Regions from separate parts of the Mus musculus genome. Here regions 1 and 3 are each linked to region 2. Evidence: chromatin loops called from intact Hi-C (ENCODE). Cell type or tissue: heart. All regions are shown on one strand. Each heading gives the region's core, and the rest is flanking DNA. Links, peaks and the distances in the headings are about the cores only.

Evidence for each region. A loop is a pair of places that touch in the nucleus more often than their neighbours do. Peaks named below come from ENCODE experiments on the same cell type or tissue, not always from the same donor. Only the 100,000 strongest peaks of a DNase experiment are listed, where the experiment ranks them.
Region 1: it touches region 2 in a loop (3-fold over the local background); 7 of 42 quality-filtered maps call a loop at or near these places.
Region 3: it touches region 2 in a loop (4-fold over the local background); 6 of 42 quality-filtered maps call a loop at or near these places.

What each region holds. Positions count from the first base shown.
Region 1 is chr3:20,065,066-20,070,065 of GRCm38, reverse strand. It overlaps Hltf (helicase-like transcription factor), which reads right to left. Exons shown (of 25, transcript NM_009210.3): 5 at 4,647-4,744; 6 at 2,646-2,720; 7 at 909-1,100. Among named protein-coding and RNA genes, the nearest start is that of Hltf, 9.8 kb to the right of the region's middle. In heart, for the core only: no CTCF peak of the experiment used is centred there; no DNase peak of the experiment used is centred there.
Region 2 is chr3:20,195,616-20,203,587 of GRCm38, reverse strand. No RefSeq gene overlaps it. Among named protein-coding and RNA genes, the nearest start is that of Gm31320, 23 kb to the left of the region's middle. In heart, for the core only: a CTCF peak has its summit at 4,473 (motif pointing right); no DNase peak of the experiment used is centred there; H3K27ac peaks cover 543 bases.
Region 3 is chr3:20,000,642-20,005,641 of GRCm38, reverse strand. It overlaps Hps3 (HPS3, biogenesis of lysosomal organelles complex 2 subunit 1), which reads left to right. Exons shown (of 17, transcript NM_080634.4): 15 at 2,211-2,417; 16 at 3,229-3,319. It also overlaps a transcript of Cp not described here. Among named protein-coding and RNA genes, the nearest start is that of Hps3, 32 kb to the left of the region's middle. In heart, for the core only: a CTCF peak has its summit at 2,625 (motif pointing right); no DNase peak of the experiment used is centred there.

The DNA.
Region 1 (5,000 bases), core at 1-5,000, 130 kb after region 2:
TTGTTTCATCTGGCTACCATCTGACTTCTCATGGCTCTTGCTTGACTTTTCATGACTCGGGTCAAACTTCTCAGTATATGTATTACTGTTTCTAAACTTTTTGCCACACCTAGTAACACTGAAATTGGGGTTATACGGAAAGCCAAGCCATGAGGCCAGTGTCCATACTCTAGTAGTAAGGGGACCTGGAGGAAGGAACAGAGACACCTTGTCCTAGCCTAGGTCCTCCCACTTGATAACCTCAGTCTGTGCGATCATCAAGCATAATCCTTAAGAAAGATTTTATTTTCTTGTTTTGTTCGATATCTGAGGATGCCTCTCTTGGCCAAGCAGACGTGCAGCAGTCACAGCAAGAAATACATAGATCGGTACAGTTATTTGGGTTACAAGAGGCTGTTAGACTATTCTTTCTCTCTTGTCAGTATTGCTACCACTACCAAAGGACTTCTTTTTTAAAACAGAAAATTAGGTGCAGGCTCCTCAGTTTGAAGTGACTCAGCCTTACTCTACTTACTACTGTTTCTTACAACTATGGGATGGTGACAGATTTTGCTATCACCAAACTTTACTTTTTAAAAACCCTATGAAAGGCAGGTTGTCATGAATTTCCACAAGAAAAGAAAATTGGAAATGAGTTTTTACACTCATTAATGTTGGTGTATTCTGTTACTCATTTTTAACCATTCTTTGTTATTTGACCCATCTGTTGGTTCCCTAGTAGAACCTATTTTTAAAGAAAAACAAGATAAAAAGGGAAAAAAAAAAAACCCCAAACAAACAAACAAACAAAATGTATTTTCTATCTACACTGAAAGCAAGCCCAAGCTGATACCCTTCTTTCAGCTTAAAATTTTCTTTCTACAAAATCGTAATTGTAAGATTTTTCTAACTATAGAAAAAAAGATTACCAAACCCATATCATCCGCTAAAATTCCTCCATGAACATTTTCCGGTCGTTCCTTCACAGAAAAATTTGTTATTGTATTATAATATAAGTCATTGCGCTGTTCCCAGAATGGTGGTAGTTCTTTACTGTTCTCTCGTGCGATCATCCAAGCTAGAGCTTGTTTTTGGTGTGGAAGCAACGGTGTTTCAATAGCCTACAAATATAACATCATAAAGAGAAAGATAATCAGTCCTTTTTCATAAGGAGAACCTGGAAAAGCTATCTTCTTGCAGTGGTAAATGTATAAATTACCAAGGCAGTTGACAATGCTGAAGCTTTACATTGTAATCATTGCTATATCTTTGAGTTCTTTAAATTCCCTACAGAGCAACAGACCCCGACCCGGACATGGAGCTGGCAGAGATTGCCCCGGTGTTCTATCTCTGCAGCCCATCAACTCCTTCCTTGTCTATGCAGAAGCTTTGTATGCACACCACTGGTCAGTTCCAGGAATGATTTTTTGAGTTTCTGGAATCATTTTCTGAAAGTACTTGTCTATCAGCAAATGAGTAAATGAAGAAAACAGACATTTCTTAAAAAAAAAAACCAAAACACAGATAGCCAGGACTAGAGAAATGGGTCAATGGTTAAGAACACCATTCTTGCCGGGTGTGGTGGTGCACGCCTTTAATCCCAGCACTCAGGAGGCAGAGGCAGTCGGATTTCTGAGTTCAAGGCCAGCCTGGTCTACAGAGTAAATTCCAGGACAGCCAGGGCTATACAGAGAAACCCTGTCTCAAAAAATCGAAAAAACAGAAAAACAAAACAAAACAAACAAACAAAAAAACAACACTATTCTTCTAGAGGTCCTGAGTTCAATTCCCAGCAACCACATGGTGGCTCACAACCATCTGTAATGGGATCTGATGCCCTCTTCTGATATGTCTGAAGACAGCTACAGTGTACACATATAAATTAATAAAATAAATTTTATAATCAGCCTAGGTGCCATCAATAAATTAATAGAAATAAAAGGCAGTATATTTACAGAGTAGAGTTTTATTCAGCCATATTATTTATTCAGCCAAAATCATGTCTTATAGAAAAATAGATGGAATTTGGTCATTATTTTGTGGAAAAGGCCAGGCCTAGAAAGAAAACCAGACCTACATTACATATTTTCTCTCATATTAAGAACTGTGTGTGTAGCCATGGTGGGGCACGCCCTTAATCCCAGCACTTGGGAGGCAGAGGCAGGCGAATTTCTGAGTTCGAGGCCAGCCTGGTCCACAGAGTGAGTTCCAGGACAGCCAAGGCTACACAGAGAAATCCTGTCTCAGGAAAAAAAAAAGAAAGAAAGAAAAAAAAAAAAAAAACTCTGTCTGTGTGTGTGTGTGTGTGTGTGTGTGTGTGTGTGTGTGTGTGTGACTGTTCTTCCAGAGGTTTTAAATTCAATTCCCAGCAACCACATGGTGGCTCACAACTATCAGTAATGGGATCCGATGCCCTCTTCTGGCATGTCTGAAGATAGCTACGTGTACTCATATACATAAAATAAATAAATCTTTAAAAAAAAAAACTTTATACAACATATACAGAAAGTGTACTCATATACATAAAATAAATAAATCTTTTAAAAAAAACTTTATATAACATATACAGAAAGTGTACTCATATACATAAAATAAATAAATCTTTTAAAAAAAAACTTTATACAACATATACAGAAATAATTTTTTTAAATATACAAGTTCAGTACCTCAGCTGGTTCCATTTCAACAGTTCTATCATCTTCTTTTAAATCTTCAAATAATTTGTCAAATTCCGTTTTGAGCTACAGTTAAAAAATAATAAATGCTGAACAAACCTATTAAAGTATAAATACTATGTAACGTATAGATTTAAAATCATCTCATTGAACAAGTCAAATGCTCAGAGGTACATAAAATAAGTATCTGAGATATCCCACCACTCACTAACAAACATATAAGGTAATTTTTCTATAGAAGTAAATGCACTCATTTTATATGAACATACACAAAAGTTATAAAGGAGCAAGGATACAGCCTGCAGAGAGAGCACTGGTCCCAGCATTTACCAGGCCCAGTCCTAATGCTACTGAAAGGACAGTGATGACGCTCTAAGGTGCCAATCACAGTCCTGTCACAAGTGACTCTGCATGTTTAGGCATAGATATGGCCTGTCTTACCTTCATAAAATCAAGAATATGAAATAAACTAAACAGCCAAGGTTCTTTCTGCGATTAAAATTCTGTTATTCTTTTTAGCATTGAGTCTATTTTTGGGAGACCTACTAGATACATCTAACTTGCTATGTTCTATAAAACGTCAGGCTAATAGGACAACTTCATTATTACACTAATTTAGCTGACCATTAAAACTGATCTAGCTCAGTTGTTTTTTTTTGGGGGGGGGTTGTTTGTTTGTTTTTATATGTGTGAGTACACTGTTGCTCTCTTCAGACACACCAGAAGAGGGCATCAGATCCCATTACAGATGGTTGTGAGCCACCATGTGGTTGCTGGGAATTGAGCTCAGGACCTCTGGAAGAGCAGTCAGTGCTCTTAACCACTGAGCCATCTCTCCAGCCCAATCTAGTTCAGTTTTAATGTAACTTACACGGTATGTCTTATCATTTCTTAAAATTAGCATATGAATACATAGCAGCCACCTAGAAGACAGCTTGCCCACAAAGCACAGGCCCATGCCCTTTGAACATTGAGGAAAAACCAACTGGGAGAGAAAAAGAATCTCACTAATGGATAGACAGATATAAAATGGTTTAGTGCTACTGTCAAAAACCATTAGTGGATACACAGTCATGAAAATGTTTTAATGTTATTGTCTAAATAATCTATATTAACATTAACAAAAACTGTATATATTCTTTTGGAGTAACTTGGTGTAACAACACATTGAATAAATCAGGCAAAAAAGTAGAATATACCAAAATTTTTAAGTTAAGTTTTTTTAAGATTGTATTTGCAACCTTTTTGTAAAGAAAATAGTTGTCACATTCTAGTGTTTTTTATCACTACTTTGGACATTCTAAAAGTTTCAAACAAAAATTATATATATAATCATATCCATTTTATGAATGTATAGTTGTATATATGTGAATCTACCTTCCTTTTCATAGATCTAGCTAAGCAACAATAGTCACACAGGATATGTTTATACTGAGTCTGTATACATACATTTCTCTTGCCATTATTTCATAACCAATATGGTATAACTACTATATATCTTTTATACTTATAGCAGATTTATAATGTAAATTATGGCAGAAAATTAATTTAGAAATTGTTTAAAATACATAGCATGTGCAAAGACAATGCTTTTTATATAAGAGGCTGGATGGTTCCAGAATTAAAAGGGATGAATATATCCCTTATCACTGCCTTTTTAGACTATGTCTGCAAATGAATATCTACATTCTATTTGTTATACAAGTTTTCATTATACCTTAAACAATATACCTAAAGATTACTAATACCAGCACATAGATATTCAACCTATTCTTTTAAACAGCAACCTTTAGCACTAAAAATTTACATTACAGTACAAAATAAGAGTGTATCAGTGGCAGCAGAGGTGATAAGCTTTTGTAATCTCAGTATTTGAGGCCGAGGCAGGAGGACCAGAGTTCAAGGCCATGCTCAGTTAGATAGTGACTCCTGAGGTTAAGCCTGCATGAGACCTTGACTCAAAACCAAAGCAACCAACCACAAAAAGCTTACCTGGTCAGTTGTCATCTGTACTGCCACATGAGCCGGCCTACTATAGCTTGGTCCAGCTCTTCCAGAGCCCCATGCGTTCTCCAAACTCGACCCTAAAGCTATCATTTCCAAACATTAGGAATAAAATAACCAAGTAAAAGGAAATTAAGCAGTAGGAACTAACTAAAATACCAAACAGTATTAAAACTTCCCAGACCTGGCTGTGTGCCTCACCTCAGTGGCAGAACACTTGCCTAGCAGACAGTTCCCAGTACTACAATGAATATTAAAAATGAAACAAAATATAATACATTATTGAAGTGTTCTACCACTGAATCATATTCCTAGACCTAAAAAAAAATTTTTAAAGCTATA
Region 2 (7,972 bases), core at 1,821-6,820:
TATGCTCTAACAAATGCCATTTCTCCCTCTCTCTCTAACTTTGCCCACTTGGAAAGCCTCTGAACAGAAAAGACACAAAAAAGCCTAACCCCACATTCCTGACAGCTGTCACAAACCCCCTCACCTAAAGTTACCAGTCACCCAAGCCCCTGTCCCCAACCACAGTCTATAAAAACCTTATGCCATAGTCTTCCTGGAATCTTTTGCCTGTCTAGTCCCCTGAGACAGGTGAACTCTCCCAGGAGCCCATACTCAAATAAATGTGCCTTTTCTACTTTTAATTCAGCTAAATTGGCTTATTTCTTTGGCAGAGAAACCCCATCAGGAAACAGCCTTGAACTCACTGGCACAGGAAAAGACTTCTGAACAGAACACCATTAGCACAAGAGCTCATATCAACAATTAATAAACAAATGGGAACTCATGACTGGAGAATCTTCTAGCAAAGAACACCATCACTCTGACAAAGTGGCAGCCTACAGAATGGGAAAATAGTTTTTTAGCCAATTCCATATCAGATAGAGGGCTAATATCCAAAAATATATAAATAACTTAAGACTCTAGATAGCAAGAAAACAAATAACCCAGGTTTTTTTTTAATGTGGTACCTATCTAAACAGAAATCTCAATAAACAAAACTCAAATAACTGAGAAACACACAAGAAACGTGTGCCATCCTTAGCCACCAGGGAAATGCAAGTCAAAACTACTTTAAGATTGTGTCTTACACCTGCTAGAATGGCTAGTAACAGCAAAAAAAAAGTGACAGCGTATGCCGGTGACAATGTGGAATAAAAACTCATTGGGTGCTAGAAGGAGTGCAAATTCATAAGACACTATGGACATCAGTGTGGATATTCCTCAGGACACTGGGAATCGATCTACCTTAAAATCCAACTATACTACTCTTGGTCATATACCCAAGAGATGCTTCCTATCAGTAAGACACTTGCTCAATCATGATCCTTGCTGCTCTATTCATCATAGTCAGAAACTGGAAACCACACAGATGTCTCTCAACAGAAGGGGTAAAGAAAATGTGACATATTTACACAACGTAGTATACTCAGCCATTTAAAAAAGATGAAATGATGAAAGTTGAAGGCAAATGGATGGATCTACGGGGGAAAAGCCTCATAAGTAAGCGATCCCTGACTCAGAAAGATAAATATTTGCTTATATGTGGATATTAGCTGTGAAGTCAATGATAGTCAAGCTACAATCCACAGAAATACAGAAGGTAAGGAGTTAGGGATGAGAGGGGACAGATGGGTCTTGTTAGGAAAGAGATAGAATAGATAGCTATGGAAGGGTTGAGTCTGAACGGGAACATGAAGTGGGGAGGAGGTTGATGAAGAGAATATGGGCCCTCCCTCCCCCACATACCTATCCTGATAGAAAGCTATGAAGGCTCTCTATAATTCCTTTCCTATCATTTCCCTGTATTCCTACACTAGGCTCAGCTGTAGGATCTTGCTATAGTTTAAGCCTCCATCTTCCTTTCCCGAATTTCCCCTATTACCAGTTTGCACCAAGATGGGGCTTCAGATATGCATTGCTTTTTCTGTTTTAATTATAGTTTTCTAATTTAAAACAATTTTATATTTAAATAACTTTTAATAATGGTTTTCTCTCTCTCAGGTCCTTTCACTGTCTTTCCCCTCCCTACCTACCCAACTTTAAATTCTTTCTCAAAAAAACCAAGACAAAACAAAACAAAATCACAATACAATTACAAGCCCCAAACTCCCAAAACAAAACAAAAAAAGTCTCCAAATAACCCATCAATCTGTAAACAAATAGAAGTAAAACAACACACCCACACACAGAAAGCTGTGGCGTCCATTTTATATGTTGGCCAACTACTCCTGAACATGCAGCCAGTCCTTGAGTGGTTGATATACCCAGTGTTGCTCTACTGGAGAAAACTGACTTTACTTCTCCCAGCAGGTATAAGTGACAGATCCGTTGTTAATCTTTACCCTTGTGGCTACGTTTTCATTCATTCATTCATTCATTCATTCATTCATTCATTCACTCATTCACCCATTTAAAAGATATAATAAAATAAAATATAATAAGATAAAGCAAAACCCATCACATCAAAGTTGGACAAGACAAACATACAGAAGGAAAAGATCAAGAAAAGGCACAACAAACAGAGACCCACTGGTTCACATTCAGGAATCCATAAAAACAGTAAACTAGAAGCTACAGTCCGGACTCAGAGGACTTGGTGCAGGCCCGTGCATGCCCTATGCATGACAGTTCAGTCTTTGCGAGTTCATATGAGCTTTGCTCGTGTTGATTTAGAGGGCCTTGGTGTTTAGTGTCTTCCACCCTCTCTGGGGTTACACTCTTTTTGCCTCCTCTTCCACAGGATTCCCTCATCTCTGAGGGGAGGGATTTTATGCCAACATCCTATTTAGGATTGAGTGTTCCAATATTTCTTACTTTCTGCATATTGTCGGACTATGAATCCCTGTATTTGTTCCCATCTACTTCAGGAGGAAGCTTCTCTGATGGTGATGGTTGAACAAGGCACTGATCTATGAGTACAGTGGGATATCATCAAGAGTCACTTTATCACGATATTTTTGTTTGTTTGGTTTTTTTTAGACCAATATTTAGACTGCTTCAGTTCCGGTCCTGACTTCCTTTGGTGACGAACAGCAATTTGGAAGTTAGCTGACTAGACTTTTCATTCCCAACTTGCTTTTTGGTCATGGTGTTTTGTTCCAGCCAGAAAAGACGTGCTGATTTCCTCTCTTGTGTATTCTCTATAATTGGGACCAATTAATTACCAAAGCCTTAATAAATGAGATTATCTTGGCCTTGTATAATACCACTGGCAATTGAAGTCATTTGTTTTAAAATAAATAGGCAATAACTGGCAATTTGTGCTTCAGAATTATCCTGCAGCTGGATCTGTTTTATCAAAGGTAAAAAGAAATCAAATGGGCTTTGTACCTTAGCCTTTTCTCAGACCTTTGAGTGCTTAAAACCAAACTTGAAGAATAAACATAGCAAAAACATAAGAGGTAAAAGGACAAACACTTTGGAGGCTCTTACTCCCAGTTAAACTAGGCCCAGGACATAAATCGGTAACCTGTTGTCTTGCTCAGAGAGACTGTGAAGACCCAGATGTTGAAACATAACCAGTATATATTCTATAAACCAGAGTCAACACGGGAAAAAAAATGTCCTCAATAATTCATTCCAAAGAATTCACATTGTAATGTGTCTTAGAGTTTTCCTGCTGTGAACAGACACCATGACCAAGGCAACTCTTATAAGAATAACATTTAATTGGGGCTGCTTATAGGTTCAGAGGTTCAGTCCATTGTCAAGGTGGGAACATGGCAGCATGCAGGCAGGCATGGTGCAGGAGGAGCTGAGAGTTCTACATCTTCATCTGAAAGCTGCTAGCAGAATACTGGCTCTCAGGCAGCTAGGATGTCGGTATAAAAGCTCACACCCACAAGGCTGCACCTACTCCAACAGGGCCACACCTCCCGACAGGCTACTCCCTGGGCCAAGCATATGCAAACCATGACATAATGGGTTGGTCTTGTAATGCTGTGTATTCTCATGCTCAATGCTGGTTCCCAAGATCTGGTTCTCCCCAGTGAGGAGTTCCTCGGGGATGAGGAGATCTTTACGTATATCAAATGATGCTTCAGATCTTTGCTCCAGAATCCTAAAAGGCCTTCCATTAGGTCTTCCCGTATAACAAAGAAATAAGAAGTGACCGTTTCCAGAAAGGAAGTCATATAAAACTACCCTTGAGAATGAACTCTCTTAAGAGAGAGATTGTTATCCTCTCTCTCTTAATATACATTTTTATATGTAAATATATATACATTTTGCACAGTTTTACACTTTTTGGGGAAGATTCCATTGCCTGCTTTTCCAGGGGACCCAGGTTCTATTCTCAGCGCCCACCTGCAGCTCACCACCCTCTGTAACCACAGTTCCTCTTCCGGTGTCTGTGGCACTGCACGACATGGTGTATGTTCATGCAGGCCAAACATACATACATAAAATATAAGTGTTAAGTAAAGACAGCTCTTGCCTCACAAGCAGCACTGTTGTACTTAATATCCTAGCCATTGCCAGTTCTGTCCGTTGGCATCAGCCTGTGCACCTCCCATGCCAGGGCCTTTATTAAAAATTCTTTCTGTCTCTGCCAGCACACAAAGCAAAGGAAAAGGATCTTCGCTGCTCTTAACTTCCACGTTCATAGACCAGACTCGCAAATACCCACAGAAGTTACATTCAAAGTGAGACTAGTATTTTATTATGGTTAAGCTGAAATAACAAAATACTATAGACAGCAAAAAATTATTTTCTCACTTCTACCAGACCAGGGTCTCACTCGCATGACCCCACTGCATCTTTAGAGACTTTATCCCCAAACTCAGCAAATCACTCAGTCACGCCTTGGTGGGAATAGCGTCCAACAGTGGCAGATCTGAACCACAAGGTGGCGCTGCTACTCAACTCCTAAACCTTGTCAGGCCCGTTTTGTTTTGTATTATTTTGTTTTGTTTTGTTTTGTTGTTTTGTTGTTGTTGTTGTTTTTGTTTGTTTGTTTGTTTGTTTTTTTTTTTTTTTTTTTTTGCTAAAACCTTCAGAATTTGAGAGAAGCTAAAAAGCTGGATGAATTTTTTTTTTTTTTTTTGAGTGATCATCGCTTTCCCAATGAAAAAGATAGGTAAAACTGAAGACGGGGACCATGTGGTTCTACAAAGACTTTCATCTGCATAAGAAAAAGATGGAATCTTTCATAAAGAAAATACAAGGATTCTGTGACATCCACTTCATACCGGACTCATATGAAACCCCCAAATTACCTGTATAATATGCTCAAGATTGAAAGATTGTCATCAGCCAGTTTGTCCAGTGCATACTTTGCAGTTATATAACACTAAGGCTGAGTTTTCTCTGGTCTATTAAGACAGGTGAGGAAGATAGTAAGACCACAGTTACATGTATAAACAAACCTGTAATTTATACAGTGTATTTATAGGCACAGTAATGAGCTGACTTCTCCAGACAACTAGCCTCCACAGCTAGCCTTCATGGTGACTTGCATTGCCTTGGTGTCTAGGTTAATGGGAAACAAGGATGAACTCCATCCCACCTGGATCTCTAGCCCACTGGTCTGCGAGAGAACCCAGGCAGTAGATCTCTAGACCGTCCTCCCTCAGCCTCAGAGGCCCCCTGGGCTTGGACACCTTGTGGAGACAAGCATGGAACAATTACTGTTAGAAATGCCCATGGACAAAGACAATGAGATCCAGAGACTCACCTAAGTTCCCTCCGTTTATGTTATGGTCAAACATCTAATCACCTTTCTTCATACACTGGCTCCCGTTTCTTTCTCCCCCGCAGGAGGAGGCTTGTTGCCACATGACAAGCTTTCTTCATAGCTTCACCCTTGACTATGATTTCCAAGCAAAAGTCTGTGGCCTATTTCTTGTGCCAATTCCCGTTGTCATGTGACTCATGTGAGGGCTTCGGACGTTTCCACCGAGCCGGTGGATTTTAGATAAGGAACTACAAGCACGAGCACTTCCCTTTCAGTTAAAATCCACTCCGCCTGGCTGATGGCATTTGCTTGGTTTTGATCATCTCCCTTCTACTCTGTCACCTCCCAAGATTTATTTCCTTGCCAAATATCTCTAAATTTTCTTGTTTGAGTTACTCATATTGCTTCTTGAACCAGAAAAAAACTAAGTTCAAATTTCAGATCTGCCAACTTGCATCAATTGTATAAAGAATTAATTTATGCCATACACAACAGCTTCTAAACACAGGCTGAGTTTCTGGCCAGGAAAAGCATTCTTATCTTAAAAGAAGAGTAATCTTCTCAAACAGGTTCCTCGTGGCTCGTCAGATTTCTTTTATGGGGGAGACATCAGCAACCTAGAATATTGTAGTGAATGCAGACCAGAAATTAACTGAGTTACTATGTTTCTAAAACACACTCAGGGTGTTGCCTCCTGTGGCCTGGTCCTTTCTGATCAAGCTCTTCTTCCAACAAATCTAAACATGGTCCCATGCCCTGTACCAATTACATCCCTCCTCTCACCCTCCTCTCGTATCAAATCAAAACCACTGGTCTCAGGGACCTATCTCCTAGTCCTTCTGGATTGTAATAGCCTTCGCCTACCTAAATGAAGATCTGTGACATGCTGAGCTGTCAGGTAATCTCAGTGACTGAATTCTGGTCCCTGACCTGGGGTGTCTAAGGTCTGACACGGTCACCTCTAACCTGAGTAATCCATAGACTCACATAGGAGCTAGATCTTAGGATAGGTTTGCATGCGGACGAGGTCTTCTCCTCCATCTCACTTTAACTACCTTGTCCCATCTATCATCTATTTGGGAGAACACAGGATATTTGAGCATACTCCAGAGTCAGACATCATGGCACTACCTGCAATCTAAACAGTGCGAATGATAAGGAGAAATCACTTTTCTATCAATTCAACACTAGGCTGGGAAAACTAACAATAAACCTTTAAAAAAAAAAGGCATTAAAGACAAGTGAGGGAACCAGGTCACCTCTCCAGTCTACAGAATAAAAAGAAAAAAAAATCAGTATTAAATCCAGTGTCTGAATGGTGGAGAACCCTTGCTCATTCTCAAAAACTAAGTACAGCTAGAGACACAAAATTAGGATCTACACCTGCTAAGGATGTTCATCAACAGTCTCCATAGAATTACAGGGCAGATTTGTTGTGACAAGACCCTTTGACAAAAAGTGTGACCTTACGTTAGTACAAACATGAGACGTCTTTAGAGTAGACTCAAAGAGCAGCCTGAGCATGACACAAAATTAGAAGATGAGATGAAAAGTGATGATCAGGGAGAAGCCAATCAGAATTGTGAGAATCAGAACAGTACCTAGAAATAGTACCTAGAACAGTACCTAGAAATAGTACCTAGAAATAGTACCTACAACAGTACCTAGAAATAGTACCTAGAACAGTGCCTAGAAATAGTACCTAGAACAGTATCTAGAAATAGTACCTAGAACAGTACCTAGAAATAGTTCCTACAACAGTACCTAGAACAGTACCTAGAAATAGTACCTACAACAGTACCTAGAAATAGTACCTAGAACAGTGCCTAGAAATAGTACCTAGAAACGGGAAAAATAAATGTTGATTTTTTACTATCACTTTGTTCTGTACTCTGCCCACAACTTTAATTTTATGATTCTGGATATTGGTAAATTAAAAGTCAACACATCAGTACTAACCATTCAAAATGCAATAGACAGGCTAATGCCAATGCTGGATTGCCTTGACTGGTTTTAAATTGTGTTGTGCTTCCCATGGCTTCCCCTCATCTGTTATAAAGGAGGTTCAAAGCAGACAATTGAGCTTAGAATTTACTTCTGATTCTAACAAGATGTGATCCTTCAGTCACTCAATGTCTTGGATTTATTCTAGAAGTACTCACTTGACTTCAGAGTGTTCTAACAGGGTAGCATAAGTTCAAAGCACCTGGAAACCAAACTGGAAGACAATTGCAAAGCTCTGAGAGTGTTGCTCTCCCCTGGCTTACTTACGAAAATAACGATCAGCAATGATCTTAGTGACGATCTAGAGAAATGCAATGAGAAGCCTCTTAGGACAGTTTGATTTGATGATTAGACCATGTCTGGAGAACTCAGTGCTGGCTCCTCTGACCACCTGCCAATATTTTGCTTGTATTGTTTATACTGACCTGTTATACTAAATCCACAGCATCTATTACGCAAGAGTTGTTACAAATAAAAGTAGTTGTAGATTTTTGTGTAGATTGCATATGTGCGTATGTGCACATATGTGCACATTTAAGTGTACAGGTAAACATGTGTGCGTGGTACATTGGTGCCTGTGGATATAGTGGCCAAAGGAAAGCTTCACGTGTTATTCCTTAGAAAAAAAGTTGTCCAAACACAGTTCTGAAGACA
Region 3 (5,000 bases), core at 1-5,000, 200 kb after region 2:
TCCTCCCTATTTTACTACCAGGAAATTATCCAGATAAAATATTTAGTTTGGGATAAGAAAATATACCAACCTTATTTTCCTGGCTACTCCTTGGTAGACATTTGGAATAAAATAATGATGCTGATTAGTAGTGTATAGAGGATGTTCCAGGTCATCCTGTAACTCTGAGATGATACTGTAGCAAAAGAAGATAGAGGGATTAAGAAATAATTATATCTCTTACAGAAGAACAGAAAATGGAGAATATTTTGATGGTAGAATAAAAAGTGCTATAGAATGTGAAAGTTAAAAAATAAGGGATCTGCAACCCTATAGGTGGAACAACATTATGAACTAACCAGTACCCCGGAGCTCTTGACTCTAGCTGCATATGCATCAAAAGATGGCCTAGTCGGCCATCACTGGAAAGAGAGGCCCATTGGACACGCAAACTTTATATGCCCCAGTACAGGGGAACGCCAGGGCCATAAAAGGGGAGTGGGTGGGTAGGGGAGAGGGGGTGGGTGGCTATGGGGGACTTTTGGTATAGCATTGCAAATGTAAATGAGCGAAATACCTAATAAAAAATGGAAAAAAAAAAAAGAAAAAAAAAAAGAAAATAAAAAAAAAAAAAAGAAAAAAAAATAGTAAAGTTGCTTAAAAGGAAAATACTATAGTAAATATGTGACCATTGAAGTAATGCCTGTCATTAGTCCGTGGGAGGTGGTGTTGCTAAACAATCACGTTAGAAGGAAATTGTGCTGCTATTGATTGAGGGAGCAGTGAGATTAAGACACATGGCACAGACTGAGATGTTTGCCACGCAGAGGGAAACGTGGGAAGCTCACTTCTCTCTTCTGTCATCTTGGTCTCAGGGAATGAACTCGGGTCATCAGCCTTCCTCATAGTACAATCACTTCTCAAAAATACATTACATTTTCTTTGTGGTTATTGTTCTAGTTAGCACCTTAGGAGAGGAAAGGATGCGTTTGGCCTAAACTTCCTGGTCATCGTCTGTGGTTTCGAGAGGTCAGGGGAGGAGCCCAGGCAGGAACCTGAAGACACAACGGCCTTCTGTGTAGCGTTACCTCCAGTTAGGGAACTCACTCACAGCCAAGGAAGCACAGCAGACCCCGTGACTGATGCTGCTTGCTAGTTCACCCTACGCTCATGATTACCTGGCTTTTTTTCTTTTTTGTAACTTTTTATTGATTCTTTGTGAATTTCACATCATGCACCCCAATACTACTCATCGCCCCTGTTCCTTCGTATCTATCCTCTGCCCTTGCAGCCTTCCCCCAAAAGATAAAAAAACAAACAAACAGAAAAAGGAGGTGGGCATGGAAGACACCTCATCATGGAAGCTGTAGTGTATGGCGTGTCACACACTATAGCCTTTTGTCTACACATCTTTATTTGCAAATGTTCATTGTCATTGGTCTGGTTTGAGGCCTCTGGCTTTTGCTGCACTATCAGTACTAGAACCTCACCAGGACTCCTCTCGGATATGCTGTTGTTGCCCTGTGTCATGGAAATCTTGCAGCTTTGGATCTGCTGGGCTGGTCCCTTCACCAGCTCTAGCAGTTCACAGTAGTAACTGGGTAGTAGCTGAGTTGGTGAGCCAGCTTGCTTATCCAGCCAAGGACCAGTTGCTCAGAGAACTGCTGCTGAGTTCTCCAACAATTAGCAATCAAGACATGCTACAGACTAAACTAATAAGGGCAGTCAGTGCACTGACATGCTTACGTGTTTAAAGTGACAGTGCTAGTGAGGACAGTCTCTCTCTCCCTCTCTCTCTTCCTCTCTCTCCCTCTCTCTCTTCCTCTCTCTCTCTCTCTCTCTCTCTCTCTCTCTCTCTCTCTTTCTCTCTCTCCATGCAAACCCCCCATGGTCTTTCAGTGTTGTAAATCAGACATTATGGGGCATAAATCTCTGACATGTTCATATCCTTAGGTTAGAGTTCCAATTAATGATGATTGCTTTGTAGTAAACAAACAAACAAACAAACAAAAAGGTAGAATTTATAAAGTAGAATTTAAAGTAGAATTGAATTTAAGATTATCTAGTACTTCAGTTCAAGTATTCCAGGGCCATATTCATGTTTTCTAAAATTGTATTCTCTTTCCTTTTTTGGCAAAGTGGGATTTTATTATTTTGAAAGAGAATATGCTGTATGTTGTGTTTTCATTTGGGATGCTTCATTCCATAACCTTTCATCTTTCTCTTCATAGTCTCTCATCTGTAGCCCTTCATTGGACGTAGCCTCCATTATTCCGTTTTTGGAGCCACTCTCAGAAGACACTGTTGCCGGCCTCAGTACTCATGCTCTCTGCCATACACGCTTACAAGAGTATGAACAGTGCATAGACACGTTGCTAGAGAGATGCCCAGAGGCCGTCATTGCGTATGCTAATCAGGAACTGAAGGAAGATCACTGGGTATGTGTTTCAGATTGTGCTTCTAGCCTTGATCAGTGGAGAGGAGGTTTGGTACTTTGCTTGGCTTATCTGCAGAATGAGGGCTGTTTATGTTAGTCTAGCTTTACAGGGCTGTGCGTCGAAGGAACGTGTATGTTTAATGGTAGACATTTCTTTTTCTTAAGATTCATTTATTATATATAAGTATACTGTAGCTGTCTTCAGACACTCCAGAAGAGGGCGCCAGATCTCATTAGGGATGGTGGTGAGCCACCATGTGGTTGCTGGAATTGGAACTCAGGAGCAGTCAGTGCTCTTACTCACTGAGCCATCTCTCCAGCTCCAGTGGTAGACATTTCGAGTACTTGTAGATGCTATTAAAATACATGAGGATGATTTATCTCATTTCTGGAGAGGTCTTTTGTTCAGATAAGATCACTGATAACTTAAGGTGTGGGGGTCAGTGTGTGGTGGGGAAGATTCCATCTCTATATTTGGTCTTTAATTTACCAGCTAGACCAATTTCAGCTTTAGCATTTTTCTTTTTCCCCCACTTCTTGACAACCACGAAAAAAGGGAAGGCGTATCCACATTTTGCGTTGAAAATAAATAATGTGAACATGTGTACCGCTAGTTGCAGGCCTGCCTTTTGTTTTAAGTTTCATCAGGAGCCTCGCTGCGGGGGATTAAATCCTTGTTATAACAGAGGTGCTTCCTTAAGTAAAGGATGTAGTTTTTCTGTGTGCTCTCTTCTGCACCGCCTCCTTACTCTCACGAGGAAGCTGGGGATCAAGTGCATCAAACTAAAATGGATTTATTTTCCATAAGATAGATTCTGTGGTGGAAAAAGCTGCTGCCTGAGCTCTGCCAGAGAGTCAAGAGTGGTGGCGAGAGGTCCCACCTTCACCTGTCATTGTTAAAAGGTAATGTTTCCTCTTTTGGATGACTCTGAATTTTGCCTGCGATTTATAATTGGACAAGTTCTTACGTACTCTAGTGTTGTTTATTGGCTGCCATGATGTCAGGTGAGGTACCCAGGGTGCAAGAGTCATCTAGAGTGTTGTCCTTAGATGTGATTCTCAGTCAGCATCCCCACTCACAGCGCTGATAGCCTTAGACGCTAACATTTCCAGACTCTTAGCCGATTATTGTAATAGGAACTTATAGTTCCAATATTTCAAAAAGTATGGAAGTTTAGACCACTTTAGGTTTTTACTTTACTTAATGTGTGAAATTAAGATTAGTAAAAATAATTGTAAGTATTGAAGAACAGTGAGTTCTTTAAAGATTTAAATCTTGAACGTGTAAATTACAGTTTTCTGCAGCTTAGTAAATATTTTGGTTTTTATAATTCATCGACTACCATTTATCAATCTTGATGTATATTTTTCTTTTTCTATCTGATCATGTGTTACTAGTTAACACAAGAGGTTGTGGCAAAGGGTAGGGTTTCTTTGGGGTCACTTGCTCTTACAGCTGTCCTCCATCTTCACTTATCAGGAATGTTACTACATAATCAGGAGACTCTTCGTCCTTCATTTTACAGTATGCATGCTGTATGTATGTTAGAGTTCTCAAGAGGAACCGACTGATTGTGTGTGTGCGTGTGTGTGTGTGTGTGTGTGTGTGTGTATGTGTATGGAATTTATAAAGATAAAGATATATCTTTATAAATGGGATATATTAGAATGATTTACAGGCTATGATTGGGCTAGTCCAACAAATCAGTCTCCTGACAGAAAGTCCAGGAATCCAGTAGTCGTTCAGCCCAGGAGATTGGATGTCCCACTGCAATACCAGTGAAGGGATGGTCTTCCCAGCAAGGCCCCCACTGCAATACCAGTGAAGGGATGGCCTTGCCAGTGAGGCCCCCACTGTAATACCAGTGAAGGGATGGTCTTCCCAGCAAGGCCCCCACTGCAATACCAGTGAAGGGATGGCCTTGCCAGCAAGGCGTGCACTGCAATACCAGTGAAGGGATGGCCTTGCCAGCGAGGCCTGCACTGCAATACCAGCGAAGTGATGGCCTTGCCAGTGAGGCCCCCACTGCAATACCAGTGAAGGGGTGGCCTTGCCAATGAGGCCCGCACTGCAATACCAGTGAAGGGGTGGCCTTGCCAGCAAGGCCTGCACTGCAATACCAGTGAAGGGATGGCCTTGCCAGCGAGGCAAGCACACAGAAGCTTCTTTGTTGTCAGATCATCCTTTGTACAGGCTGTCAGATCATCTTTTGTACAGGCTGTCAGATTATCCTTTGTACAGGCTGTCAGATCATCCTTTGTACAGGCTGTCGTCAGAATAAGCTGGGGTCTAAATTTAGGGTGAGGCTTTTGACCTCAAGCGACCTGGATTTAAGTGGGTCTTCCTACCTCAAATAATCCAGTTAACAAAAACCCTTCCCAGGTGTGTCCCACTGTTTGAGTTTTTAGTTAATTCCAGATATAGTCAAGTTGACAACCAAGAAGAGTCATCACAGCGTGTATGTGGAGGTCAAAGGACAACTTTTGGGGGCTAGTTTTCTCCTACCCCGTGGGTCTGAAGGATCAAACTTAGGTCTGCAGACTTGGCAAAAGGTGCCTTAATCCACTGAGCCATCTCACAAGC